2 separate regions of the Homo sapiens genome follow, and region 2 is linked to region 1. Evidence: chromatin loops called from intact Hi-C (ENCODE). Cell type or tissue: ascending aorta. All regions are shown on one strand. Each heading gives the region's core, and the rest is flanking DNA. Links, peaks and the distances in the headings are about the cores only. Region 1 overlaps LINC03153 (long intergenic non-protein coding RNA 3153). Region 2 has its middle 40 kb from the start of SLC2A7.

Evidence for each region. A loop is a pair of places that touch in the nucleus more often than their neighbours do. Peaks named below come from ENCODE experiments on the same cell type or tissue, not always from the same donor. Only the 100,000 strongest peaks of a DNase experiment are listed, where the experiment ranks them.
Region 2: it touches region 1 in a loop (11-fold over the local background); 83 of 110 quality-filtered maps call a loop at or near these places.

The regions. Positions count from the first base shown.
Region 1 is chr1:8,904,180-8,907,084 of GRCh38, reverse strand. It overlaps LINC03153 (long intergenic non-protein coding RNA 3153), which reads left to right. Exons shown (of 4, transcript XR_002958531.2): 4 at 1,033-1,869. Among named protein-coding and RNA genes, the nearest start is that of LINC03153, 21 kb to the left of the region's middle. In ascending aorta, for the core only: no CTCF peak of the experiment used is centred there; DNase peaks (open chromatin) are centred at 991 and 1,380; H3K27ac peaks cover 2,500 bases.
Region 2 is chr1:8,984,735-8,987,639 of GRCh38, reverse strand. No RefSeq gene overlaps it. Among named protein-coding and RNA genes, the nearest start is that of SLC2A7, 40 kb to the left of the region's middle. RefSeq lists an enhancer at 989-1,490. In ascending aorta, for the core only: no CTCF peak of the experiment used is centred there; a DNase peak (open chromatin) is centred at 1,259; H3K27ac peaks cover 1,345 bases.

The sequences.
Region 1 (2,905 bases), core at 182-2,681:
ATACAAAAAATTAGCCGGGTGTAGTGGCGGGCGCCTGTAGTCCCAGCTACTTGGGAGGCTGAGGCAGGAGAATGGCGTGAACCCGGGAGGCGGAGCTTGCAGTGAGCCGAGATCGTGCCACTGCACTCCAGCCTGGGTGACAGAGCGAGACTCCGTCTCAAAAAAAAAAAAAAAAAAAAAAAAATAGAAATCGCCGGGCGCGGTGGCTCACGCCTGTAATCCCAGCACTTTGGGAGGCAGAGGCGGGCGGATCACGAGGTCAGGAGATCGAGACCATCCTGGCTAACACAGTGAAACCCCATCTCTACTAAAAATACAAAAAATTAGCCGGGCGTAGTGGCGGGCGCCTGTAGTCCCAGCTACTTGGGAGGCTGAGGCAGGAGAAAGGCGTGAACCCCGGGAGGCGGAGCTTGCAGTGAGCCGAGATTTTGCCACTGCACTCCAGCCTGGGTGACAGAGCAAGACTCTGTCTCAAAAAAAAAAAAAAAAAAAAAAATCAAGGCCGGGCACAGTGGCTCATGCCAGTAATCCCAGCACTTTGGGAGGCTGAGGCTCATGGATCACTTGAGGTCAGGAGTTTGAGACCAGCCTGGCCAACATGTTAAAACCCTGTCTCTACTAAAAATACAAAAATTAGCCAGGCATGGTGGTGGGCATCTGTAATCCCAGCTACTCAGAAGGCTGAGACAGGAGAATCGCTTGAATCCAGGAGGTGGAAGTTGCAGTGAGCTGAGATCACACCATTGCACTCCAGCCTGGGCAACAGAGCAAGACTCCATCTCAAAAAAAAAAAAAAAGAAAGAAATCAAAAAGCAGCACCGCCCCACCCAAAAAAAAATCCATGAGTAGTTATTTAATAATCTGTATCTGATTTCTCCAAAATCCTAAAGAGGCCTAAGTCTGTTGTTCATAGTTTCTCATTCATCATGGCTGGCTTCCTTGTGTGTTTGGAAATTATGTATCATGAGGCTGTGCTTTGTTGAACTTAATAAGTGTAATCTCAAGGGCTAAACTGGGAATGTTTTCCTCCAGACAGGAGTGACTGGTGAGACAGTCAGCTACAAAATGGAAAAAAACAAATATGACAAAATGCCAAGGGGCCTAACACCACGGAAGCAATAAGGGCTGCAGGAAATGAAAAGAGAGATATCTGAGGTGGTATTAAAGGTAGTGAAAGAGATGGGTCGGTATGTGATGAAGATCCTTTTCTTTAGAAAAGAATTCTTCTCACAGTCACGTGGTCACAGGATTGTTACTTTAGAATCCCTTCCAACATGTCTGGACCACATTAGCCAGGAAAAAGAACTTTAACATAGAGGACACAAACACAGGGCGTGCAGTAGCGCCAGAATCTTTGTATAGGAGGCTCAGAGGAGCAGCAAGATCGAAACAGACACCCAGGGCGGGGCGCAGTGGCTCACGCCTGTAATCCCAAGCACTTTAGGAGGCTGAGGTGGGTGGATCACTTGAGGTCAGGAGTTTGAGACCAGCCTGGCCAACATGGTGAAACACTGTTTCTACTAAAAATACAAAAATTAGCTGGGGGTGGTGGTGGGTGCCTGTAATCCCAGCTACTCGAGAGGCTGAGGTGGGAGAATCACTTGAACCCAGGAGGTGAAGGTTGCAGTGAGCCTGAATCGTGGCACTGCACTCCAGCCTGGGCAACAGAACAAGACTCCGTCTCAAAAGAAGAAAGAAAGAAAAAGAGAGAAAAAAAGAAAGAGAGAGAGACAGAGAAAGAGAAAGACCCAGAACGCTTGCCTTACAACTCTATGCTTAATAATCTGTATCTGGCCAGGCGGGATGGCTCATGCCTGCAACCCCAGCACTTTGGAAGGCCAAGGCAGGTGGATCATCTGAGGTCAGGGGTTCGAGACCAGCCTGGCTAACATGGCAAAACCCCATCTCAACTAAAAATACAAAAATTAGCCGGGCATGGTGTTGCACGCCTGTAATCCCAGCTACTTGGGAGGCTGAGGCAGGAGAATCGCAGAGGTTTCAGTGAGCCAAGATCATGCCACTGCACTCCAGCCTGGGCAACAGAGACTCCATCTCAAAAATAATTAATTAATTAATTAATTAATAAAATAATCTGTATCTGATCACTCCAAAAACCTGAGATGGCCTAAGTCTGTCATTCATAGTTTCTGCTGATTCTCACTCATGATGGCTGGTGTGTTTGGAAATTGTATTTAATATACCTTGAGTTCGTACTTAGTTGAACTTAATATGTGTAATCTCGAGGGCTAAATTAGAGATGTTTTCCTCCAGACAGCAGTGACTCCCCAAACCAGATCAAGTTTGGGGAGGTGTCTTGTGGGAGATGTTGATGGAGATTACAAGCTAAAGCACTTCCATGGGTGCCCCCAGCTTATGGTGTGTCCATAAGCTGCAGAGAAATCAGCACCCACTTTGTAAGGCCGAAGTAGACAGATTGCTTGAGCCCAGGAGTTGAAGACCAGCCTGGACAACATGGCAAAACTCCGTCTCTACCAAAAAAAAATATAAAAATTAGCCATGTATAGTGGCACGTGCCTGTAGTCCCAGCTCCTCAGAAGGCTAAGGTGAGAGGATTGCTTGAGCCCAGGAGGTGGAGGTTGCAGTGAGCCAAGATCACACCACTGCACTCCAGCCTGGGCAACAGAGCGAGACCCTGTGAGGAGAGGAAAGGAGAGGAGAGGGGAGGGGAGGAGAGGGGACCTCTCCCCTCCCTATTCAACTTCTCATCCTGCAAAGTGCTCAGAGGAACACCTGTGAGAGGGTGGATCCCAAGAGAAAACATCCAGGTTATCCACATCCCTTGCCATCATTGGCTTCAACACAAGTCAAGGAGAAACTCAATACTGAGGTTGAAGTTTTTACAATTTGCTTCACCTCCTCTCTCTGCCATGGTAGTTGGAGCATG
Region 2 (2,905 bases), core at 100-2,599, 81 kb before region 1:
TTGTTGTTTGTTTGTTTGTTTTTTGAGTCAGAGTCTCGCTCTGTCACCCAGGCTGGAGTACAGTGGGGCGATCTCAGCTCACTGCAGCCTCCACCTCCCGGGTTCAAGCAATTCTCCTGCCTCAGCCTCCCATGTAGCTGGGATTAGAGGCACGCGCTACCACGCCCAGCTGATTCTTGTATTTTTAGTGGAGATGGGGCTTCACCGTGTTGGCCAGTCTGGTCTCAAACTCCTGACCTAACGTTATCCGCCCACCTCAGCCTCCCAAAGTGCTGTGGTTACAGGGGTGAGCCACCATGCCCAGCTCCTTAGTTTTAGTTTTTAAACAAAATTCAGGTCCAGGCATGGTGGCTCATGCCTATAATCCCAGCACTTTGGGAGGCCGAGGTGGGAGGAATCCTTGAGCCCAGGAGTTCCAGACCAGCTTGGGCAACATAGCAAGATCCTGTCTTTACGAAAAATACAAAAATTAGCCAAGCGTGGTGTTGTGCACCTGTGGTCCCAGCTGCTCGGGAGGCTGAGGCAGGGGGATTGCTTGAGCACAGGAGGTCGGGGCGGCAGTGAGCTGTGATCACACCACTGCACCCCAGCGAGGGAGGCAGAGTGAGATCCTACCTCAAAAAAAAAAAAAAAAACAGCCCTTCGCTCACTTCCTGTTGCTCCACCTGCCCTGGCCTCCCGACCTCTCTCCGATCCTGTTTGAACCTCTGCATCTGGGAGATACCTGCTCGTCCCCCTTGACTCACCCTTTTTGCTGCCCAAGGTGGGACCCACCCCCAGCAGGCACACCTGGAGGGACTCACATGGCAGCAACAGGGACCACCTGCCTCCCGCCCAACCCTGACCTGCAGGAGGGGTGTCTGCCACAGTAGGGCCTCAGGAAACTCTTTGTTTGTTTGTCTGTGGCAGGGTCTTGCTCTGTTGCCCAGGCTGGAGTGCAGTGGTGCAATCTCAGCTCACTGCAACCTCTGCCTCCAGGGCTCAAGCGATTCTCCCACCCCAGCCTCCGGAGTAGCTGGGACCACAGGTGTGCAGCACCATGCCCAGCTAATTGTTTATTTTTTGTAGAGACAGGGTCTTGCTATGTTGCCCAGGCTGGTCTCAAACTCCTGGGCTCAAGCGGTCCTACTGCCTCGGCCTCCCAAAGTGCTGGGATTACGAGCGTGAGCCACCATGCCCAGCCCCAGGAAATTCTCATTGCATGATTCAGTCCAACCAGCAGCTTCCTGGCTCCTATTTGCCTTTCCAGAAAGCAGACTCTCCCAGGCTGAGCGCCAAGCCTGCCATTCCTCCGTGAGAACCACAGTGAGTGCCAATGAACACCCTGTAAACTGTCACTGTTGGAACAATTGTGCTTCCAGGTCTGCGAGAAGCGCAGGGAAAATGACAGCTTGCTCACTGCTCCCAAAGTGCTGGGATTGCTCAGGGCTGAAGGTGCTTCAGAAACCCACGCTTTTTGTCCTCAAAGTTTTTTTGTAGGTTCTGAAAGTAATGATTTTTCTGGATCCATTAGTCATATGGGAGTATTGCCTGGGTCCCCCTCCTTCATCGCAAAGGGAAGAGTCATAGAATGATGGAAAGATGACTGGCTTAGAGTCTGAGACCTGAGTTCAAATCCTGGCTCTGTTGCTAATGAAAGCTGGGCCCCAGTTTCTCTACCTGTACCTTGGCAATCAGAGTTCCCCGCTCATGGTGTTGCTGAGAGACTCAAGACAGGCTGAGATCCATGGGAATTTTCAGGAATGTTTATTTAAATTTATTTTTATGTTCATTATTGTAAAGACAAGGTCTTGTTATGTTGCCCAAGGTGGTCTTGAACTCCTGGGCTCAAGCAGTCCTCCTGTCATGGCCTCCTAAAGTGCTAGGATTACAGGCATGAGCCACCATGCCCAAGAACTTTCAGGATCTTTTGAAGGACAACATAAATGTGAATGACCCTGGTAAATAAAACATCCCAAGAGCTAGCTCGGTGCTGAGCCCAGTTCCGGCCTGCTTCATCCCAGACACCCCAGCCTTGCTTTCTGCATTTGCAGCTGCACTCCTGCCTCAGACCAGAATCTCCCGGTGGCCCTAGGTGGCTGCAGGGAGCACGTGGCTCCTCCAGCCCAGGAATCCAGTGGAGGAGATTTCTGGAGACCACCATGATTCCACCCAGAGGGCAGCCCTTCCCTCCTACAGGACATATTCTTTCTAGAGCCACTGTGCAGCCGCTTCCATAGGCGAGCCCTCCCTGAATAGGAGCACAGTGGGAGCAGTTGGCTGAGCTCTGGGCTCACAGCTCAGGGCACAAGGGCAAAGAAGCCATCCTCTCAAGCTCATTGTCATCCCTGGGGTAAAACAGAAGATGGCCTGGTGGCCTTTGTGAGGTGAGTAAAGAAGCACAACAAGGAGGAGGAGAGATCCATGCCCCATGTTCAGTGCAGAGAACGGCATGTGCAAAGGCCCTGTGGCCGGAACACATTTGGTGTCTCTGAGGAACGCTGCAACCAGAGCTCGGTGAGAAAAGGGAGGGCAGAGACAGATGATGCCCAGAAAGCGGCCAGGGCCAGGGAGGCAGACCACAGCTAGGGCTTCGGAATTCCTTCAAGGTGTAATGGGGGCCAAGTGTGGTGGCTCACGCCTCTAATCCCAGCACTTTGGGAGGCCGAGGCAGGTGGATCACCTGAGGTCAGGAGTTCGAGACCAGCCTGGCCAACGTGGTGAAACCCCGTCTCTACTAAAAATACAAAAATTAGCCAGGCGTGGTGGTGCATGCCTGGAATCCCAGCTACTCGGGAGGCTGACACACAAGAATTGCTTGAACCTGGGAGGTGGAAGTTGCAATGGGCCAAGATCACGCCACTGCACTCCAGCCTGGGCAACAGAGTGAGACTGTCTCAGAAAAAAAAAAAAAGAGAGATTATAG